Regions from separate parts of the Homo sapiens genome. Here region 2 is linked to region 1. A link is a contact called in ENCODE Hi-C data. All regions are on one chromosome and are shown on one strand. The core of a region is the stretch at or near the end of the contact, and the rest is flanking DNA. Distances in the headings are between cores, read along the strand shown.

The links. A loop is a pair of places that touch in the nucleus more often than their neighbours do. Pooled maps may share reads with other maps.
Region 2: a map of psoas muscle shows a loop between it and region 1 (3-fold over the local background). The contact joins two enhancer-like sites. A Hi-C loop is called at or near these places in 4 of 168 maps with a recorded cell type or tissue (PC-9, cardiac septum, gastrocnemius medialis and 1 more) and 9 of 50 pooled maps.

Annotation. Positions count from the first base shown.
Region 1 is chr3:177,343,600-177,347,606 of GRCh38, reverse strand. No RefSeq gene overlaps it. Among named protein-coding and RNA genes, the nearest start is that of LINC00501, 51 kb to the right of the region's middle. RefSeq lists enhancers at 1,519-2,036, 2,557-3,076. Within about 2 kb of position 1,811, at least 34 of the 41 ENCODE cell types and tissues checked have a DNase peak (open chromatin) inside an H3K27ac peak, as active enhancers do; they include gastrocnemius medialis and psoas muscle, where a contact is called at or near this core.
Region 2 is chr3:176,951,710-176,955,716 of GRCh38, reverse strand. No RefSeq gene overlaps it. Among named protein-coding and RNA genes, the nearest start is that of TBL1XR1-AS1, 84 kb to the left of the region's middle. Within about 2 kb of position 1,821, at least 4 of the 41 ENCODE cell types and tissues checked have a DNase peak (open chromatin) inside an H3K27ac peak, as active enhancers do; they include gastrocnemius medialis and psoas muscle, where a contact is called at or near this core.

The DNA of each region.
Region 1 (4,007 bases), core at 562-3,061:
ATTGCATTGCTGTTATTAGCAAAGATAATGTGTGTGTATACAATAGATATTATGGTTGTTCGAAGAATTTAACTGAAATAATGTATATCGCCATGTTGAAAGTAGCCCTTTAGGATTGATTTTTTTCCTAAATACGAAGTATAAACTTTGTTAAAGTTAAACAAACAAACAAAAGACAATGACCTCTGAGTGGAAGACTGACATGAAGAAAGCACTGAGTTAACTGAGAAGAATCCAAAGAATCATTGACGTACCTAGGCTTTCATCCTAGTCTGTCAGCTGAATTTTTACCCAGAATAGCAACTAAGAAAGTACTTAAACCTACTCTTGTCTTAATCTTCACAGAATTTTACTTTTTCACACATGGCTGTCATATCTTTATTCTGCTTCTTTGTAATATTAAAAATATTTTGCAGGAGCACTTTACCCAACACCTGTTACTGCCTTAGGTCAACAACTGGACTTACCTTAGGTCAGTTCCTCCTAGGATACCTGGAGCCTGGCCATTTCTGGGCATGTCCCCTTGTGAGCTGTGTGCAAGGAGCCCCAGAGTCCTAGAATCCTATGGGTGTAGACTGGTTTCCTTAGACCCAGCCCCACAAAAGAGAACATGAAACTAGAGAAATAAGCAGGTAGATCCCAGACCATGCCTACTCTGCTCAATAAATAGCAAAATAAAATAATAATAATAATAATAATAATAATAATGATTTATTTGAACATTGTAGATTTACTACCTCTTCTTTGCCAGTGTTTCATGAAATTTCCAGAGTAGAATACATGGCTTAAATAATATATTTCCTCCTCATTTATCAGACTTCTTGCACTCAGCATTGTTAATTATATTGTGGAGGGTGAGAAGCATGAAGCGTGGCGATATATTATGATCCAAATACCACACTAAATAAACATCTGGAAATGGATCATTTATAACACAACTGTTATAGGTTAGTGAGTGTATTTTAGGGTAAGCCGGGGAATACATATATAGCTTACAAAAAAATACGCTTAAAATCATAAACAAATGACCTACTTGTAGTTTTGTCCTCGTTTTCAGTAATAAGCCCTTTTCATGTGAATCCACAGTTGTCACTTACAAAGAAATGCTCTAAAGCTGAACTCTTTTATAATAGCATTATAATTTTAGACTGACTCCTGAGCTCCAAACCACTTAGAAACTTTTTACCAGCTCTGAAATAGATAGCAGGGTAATACTCATTTAATTCCTTTGCACAGTAATCTGATGGCTGAATATGCTTCAGAGATTCTTTTAGGGCTAGCAGGGGAATGAAATCAATCATAGTGCATAAATTACAAGAAAAGTGCTGTTGGTGTCAATTACCTAAGCTCTATGAATGTAAGTCTTCTAATTTCCTGTTAAATCAGTAATGTTACCAATCTTACTCTATTATTTTAAATAGGACTGTAACTGCAGTTGCTAGGAGTTGAATGAGGGCAGACAAATGTGAATAGTTAATGAGTCTCAGCAACTAATAGCAAGTTGAAGGTGTCAATAACAGGGATATTATAACATGACTCTCAAAGCTCCACCCTGGTGTCTACAAAAGAAGGTTTAATTCTTTCTTTTTTTTTTTTTTTTAATTTGTGCCCCTATACCCTCCCTAAATCAATGTAGTACACAGCAAATGCCAGGTGAATGTAGGTGTTCCTATTGCCATAGTGAGTTCCTACCTTCCCCCAAAGATAATGGCCCTGAGTTGGTACAGGAAGTCTTGGCTGCACTTTCCCTAGTAATCTACCCACCCCCACTGCTAGCGGCTGCATTTCACTGACTCATAGTTTCCAAGTATGATCAGCATGCTAACAGGAAAGATACAGTCACTGGGCAAAGCAGCAGCCCTGGAGCGCTGGCCAAGGCCTATCCAATAACTGCCACCATTGATGGCAAAAAGGAAATAAGGAACACAACAACAATGACACAAAAACCTAGAGTACAGGAACGTTTTAAGAATCAAACCCCTGCTGTTTGTCGTTTCTTCAGCACACCCAGTGCTTCCCAGTACACAACAAACTGGATGGGGGAGTGGGGTTTTATTTACCATTTGGCTATCAGTTCACGTCCTATTCTCTAAAAATAATAAAATTGGTCGATGGCGTTTCACACTGAATAATATTACAGGAATCAAACTGGCTGGGAGCCAAAGTTACGCTGAGGTTTGGCTAGGCCTGGATTTGTGTCCGAGGGTATCAAATACTGTATGATCAGGTTAGGTTTTGCAGTGCGTTGCAGACTTCCTCCTGTTAGGAAACATTCTCACAAACGGCACACAGACTACCCTATTCAGCCAGTACTTAAACAGGAAACCATTCCACCCTTCTGCTTTCCTTGGTAAAGCCTTATCTTTGAGTCAAAGAAATGTAACTTTCTAAATCGCCTCCATTCTTTTTTAGTTTGCATTCTTTTGTTTGTCAGCATTTTGCAAATTTGCAGGTATCTACAGTTCCCTAACCCCATTCTCAAGTGCCCTATTATCCCCAATTTCACTCTCAGAATACTTCATGAAAAAGAAGAATCCTATGACAAAGGATAACTATTATTAAGTCAATTGTCAACCCATCAGATGAACCAAATAGCTAAATTCTAAATAGATTTAAATAACCGGTGAAGAGCTCAAGCAAAGTCAGGTCTTAAAGTTATATTTAGTCACTTGGTCAGTTCTCTAACTGCCTAATAGGCATTCTCAGAAGAGAAGTTTGCTTTAGCACTATGAGATTTAAATGTAAAACAGAATAAATAAATAGATACATGGAATAGAACAGAATAGAATGGGAAGAAAGCAGCCCACGTCAACTCTAATACAACTTGTCACTATGGGAACATTTGTTAGAACTGAAGAAGATTAAGGCCAAGGAAACTGGCAGATCTCCCAGTACAGATTTCCTAGGCTAAGAAAAGGCCACAGCGGCCGGGCGCGGTGGCTCATGCCTGTAATCCCAGCACTTTGGGAGGCCAAGGCAGGCGGATCACGAGGTCAGGAGATCGAGACCATCCTGGCTAACACGGTGAAACCCCATCTCTACTAAAAATACAAAAAATTAGCTGGGCGTGCTTGTGGCCGTCTGTAGTCCCAGCTACTTGGGAGGCTGAGGCAGGAGAATGGCGTGAACCCGGGAGGCGGAGTTTGCAGTGAGCCGAGATAGCACCACTGCAATCCAGCCAGGGCGACAGAGCAAGACTCTGTCTCAAAAAAAAAAAAAAAAAAAAGAAAGAAAAGAAAAGAAAGAAAGAAAAGAAAAGAGAAAAGAAAAGGCCACAGCGATCCTATATGTGGCCCCAGTCTGTCTTGAATCATGAGTAAGGACACTGTCGTAAATTAAGCTGAAATATTTAGAATTATGACACTCATTTGACTGTATGAGGATTAGAGGGAAACTTAGAGGAACAAACTCAATTTGCACATATGGAATCTGAATCACAGTGAGATCCAGGGGCTGTAGAAGTCGCAGAACTTATTAATAATGGACTAGAGTCAGGATCCCCTAGTCCGCAACCTCTGGAATGTTCCACTGCCAGTCTAGCCATATCTGGTTTACCTTACAGATTATAAGGTACTTAAATGCTGATTAGTTATCTATTTTCAACCTCTGTGACTGTAAATGAGATTAGAAAGTTTGTATGATGGGAAATTCAATGGCGCATCATGTGATACTGAGAGAAGAAATGTGCTTATGATAAAATCCTTTCCGACACAAATAACTCTGCAAAGGTATTGAAGAGCGCTGGGTCTGTACACATTGTGATGTTATTATTAGCCAAGACTCTAGCTATGTTTATATATCCAGTCAGGTGCAAGGGAAAAAAAAAACCCCTCTAAATTCCTCAAGAAAGATTTACGTAGTGCATAGTCTTTCACTCAGAAATTGAATTATTTCTTGTTTTAATACAAAACTGTCGATTTTTATGAAATCATTTCAGAAACATGCCTTATCAGGGAATGTTGTAAGATTTTCCAACATCAAAAAAAATGCTCTGGTAGAATCATCAT
Region 2 (4,007 bases), core at 572-3,071, 390 kb after region 1:
ATTTTTGTATTTTTAGTAGAGACGGGGTTTCACCATGTTGGCTAGGATGGTCTCTTGACTTTGTGATCTGCCCTCCTTGGCCTCCCAAAGTGCTGGGATTACAGGCGTGAGGCTCCGTGCCTGGCCAAATTGCCAGGTTATTAACACCTTCCTGTTTTCCCCTACAGCACCCCTCTACCAATCACTAATGGCTGTTGGTGTATACATACCCTAGATCCCTCACCCTGGGTGGGATCATTCTGACTGTGTGTTCTTCACCTAGATTTTTCTCCCTAGCAGCATTAAGACCCAATTTCTCAACTATTGCATGGACAGAAAACCAAACACCGCATGTTCTCACTCATAGGCAGGAATTGAACAATGAGAACACTTGGACACAGGATGGGGAACATCACACACCGGGGCCTGTGGTGGAGTGGGGGGAGGGGGGAGGGATAGCATTAGGAGATATACCTAATGTAAATGACGAGTTAATGGGTGCAGCACACCAACAAGTCACATGTATACCTATGTAACAAACCTGCACGTTGTGCATATGTACCCTAGAACTTAAAGTATAATACAAAAAATAAAAATAAAAAAAAGATCCAATTGCTCATAGGGGTAACCCACTTGATGACGCATCCTATATTATCTGTCTTCTCCTCCCGGTCTCAGGTCCCCATGCCCCTACTCATGTTTTCCTTCACCTATCAAATAAATTACTTGCACTCAAATTCCTTGTCTCAAGCTCTGCTTATGGAAGAATCCAAACAAAGATGACTGTATTGTGTGACAGTCCCTTATATGCTTTACCTGATACTTCAGGGCTCTGCTGTTTTCTCTCTTTTCTCCCGAACCACACTGAAAGCAGTATGAATATACAGCTTTTCCTTCATGATCCCTAGGCTTTTGTGTGTTTTGGATTCCAGTGGGATGTTAATGAGATTGACCAGCCCATTCCATGGTCTACTGTGAGAGACCTCTGGGGCCAGGGCTGGGCTCATGATTCAAAACTACTCTGGATTTTGGTGTACTCATGTGGCCCTTACCAATGAATCATTCATTCTGACTCTGAATTGCATGCTCTCTTGAGATACTTGACTGTCTCTTTGAGTGTAGGTTTGGTTACCCATTCAAACTGGTGGCTGTCTTGAAAGCAGCAGCTGTCTCACCTTGATTTCTCCTGGTGCTGCACGCTTTGCAGGTACTTCTCATTTGCTTGTGTTCTGAAGTATATATACTGTTTTCGATTTGTAAATTATTCTACATACGCAATGTGTTTCCCTTTAATATCTATGTCACAGCTGGAATAGTTGTTTATTTATTACATTAAAAAAGTTAGGTTGAATTTCTTTAATTCCAACTTTGTGTTAGAACTAAATTCAGATTGAAGTTTATCTTGACACTACTTAGGGAAGAAGACGGCCTGTTAAATTACCATTGGCATAAACTAGCTCGTCTAGGAAAGATTTATGTACTTAAGAGCTTTTCTTTTATTGCTTAAGCTGCTCTTGCACATTTACAAGGTGAGCAGATCAGAGACTTACACTTTGTTACAGTAATTACAAATCATTCTTTTCTATCTCTAACCCAGAACTTTTACCAGGTGACATTGGTGTTTGAATGAATGAACATAGGAGGATTCATTCACTGGCTGGGGTGTACGAAGCATCTCTGCAGTCCCTTCGGTGTCACCCTGGGCTGCCCTACTGGAATCTGGACTCTGTCTTGTCATTTTATCTGTGTGTTCTCAGAGAAGAAGGGAGTACTGGTTAAGCATGAAACTTCCCATCACACCCATGGGTGGTGTAATAGACACTTTCTGGGTGGCTGCCCAGCTCACAGTAATTCAACCTGCCCTGACCCACAGACATGGACTCCCAGCGGCTGTGTCTGGTCCAATATGACCTTGTTTACTTGGCAGTGGCTAAATTTGTTCAGTGGTATCCTATGAATGTAAACTGGGCCACTTACATCTCTCTCCTGGGAATTTTGGAATTTTGAGCTAAAAGCATTGGACCAGGGAGTCATAAAGATTGAGGGGTGTTAATTCTAACATTCCAGAGGAGTAGTTCTCAATCCCTGGCTATGCATTAAAATCAGCTGGAAAGCTTTTAAAATATACTTATTCAAGGGCCCTACCCCTTGAGATTCTGATGTAATTTGTCTGAGTGGAGTCAGTGCATTACTTTTTTCTTTTTTTTTACAGTTACCCGTGTGATTCTATTATGTAATCAAGGTTGAAAATCAATGCTCTACAGGAAATTACCCTTCAAGCCCCTAGAGCTTTACGAACTCCTTCCAGTGTCCTTCCAGTAAATTCATTCTCCCCCTTTCTCCTCTCGTATCTCTCTGAATCTAGCCAGAGTTTGTATTTATTCCTTATTACTAGAAGAACCTTAATACTGATGATGTTGGTGTCAGGATTATCATCTTTGGAATTCTTTGTGTTTATGGAAGCATGCTGATTAGCCACATGACTCTCCGTTTTGCTATTATGCATCTAAGTTTTTAAAAATTGCTATCTGGGCCAGGCATGGTGGCTCATACCTGTAATCCCAGCACTTTGGGAAGCTGAGGCAGGCAGATCACTTGAGGTAAGGAGTTCAAGACCAGCCTGGCCAACATGGTGAAACCCTGTCTTTACCAAAAATAAAAAAAATAGCCAGGCATGGTGGCATGTGTCTGTAATCCCAGCTGCTCGGGAGGCTGAGGCAGGAGAATCACCTGAACCTGGGAGGCAGAGGTTGCAGTGAGCCGAGATTGAGCCACTGTACTCCAGCCTGGGCAATAGAGCGAGACTCCGTCTCAAAATAAATAAATAAATAAACAAAATAAAATTGCTTTTTGGGGTTTTCCAATATTTTCCTTTTCTTAAAAAATTAATCAAGATATTTAATAGATGATAGTGCAAACTATAATTTCATTTGAATACAAATGTGTGCACATGTTTCCAACAAGTTATCTAGCAGTTACTACAAACAGCCTCAAGGACCTTAGAATTATATTTAAAAACTCTATGGCTGCAATTTAATTCTAACAATCTTACTTGCTCTCAAGAGAATATTGTCAATTTCAAATAAGAATCACAAACTCCGAAAGACCAGTGGAGTGGGAATGAGGAGTGGGCAAGAGAGGTACATACAGGGTTGAAGAGAAATACAACTCTTTAGGAAACCAAAATCAGATGTATTATTACAGCTAAGGACAAGGGAAGGTCTATGACTTTTAAAAAATGGCTTTTCTTCCAGTACCATACAAGTCTGACAGAGAAACGTGGAACAAGTTGCCTGTCTTAAAAGGACAGAGATGACATTTTCAGACACCTTCAAGTGCAAACAAGTGGCTCTTTCCATTGAGGATTCAGCAGTGAAGTTATGATATCTAGCCCAGAAGCTAAATGTTGGATTTGCAAATACAGTTTATTTTATATAATTCAACATCATAAACAGCAGGCATCTGCTGCTCTGCTTACTGCCCCCTGCCCCGGCCAGTTTTCCCCTCCCCTGTGCAGACTCTGTAGAGGAAGCAGTGATGCAGCCCTATGGCTTTGAAGTGAGATGAGTTCTTCTAATTCCGCTATGAGCTCATTCTTGTCAAACTCTTCCAGACCCTGCAGGTCTTGAAATCGTTGTTAAAATCTCCTCTGCAAGTTCTTGCTGGTCAGCAACATCCTGCATTAACTCCTCGACTCGACCCGTGGCGTCCTGGGGGTCAGGCCGCCCTCGTAAGCCTTACTCCCTCCCACCCCAAACAGCTTCCTGGATACCTGAACACTGATTTGGTTGCTGTTCCAGTGTCTGCTTCCAGACCCCTCCAATATTTCTTAAAGTATATTTCATTTCTTTAAGGTTTTCAGGGACCCATTTTCTTCCCTTATTTTTGCTCCATATTTTTATGCCTGCATAATTCTTGTCCTACTGGCCAGATTGTAGCTTTTGGGAGTGAACAGTAAGAATGGAATGCCTTGAATTTGCATTGGGCGAGCTGGAGATTAAATTTATTTTCTTTCCTCTATAAGGCCC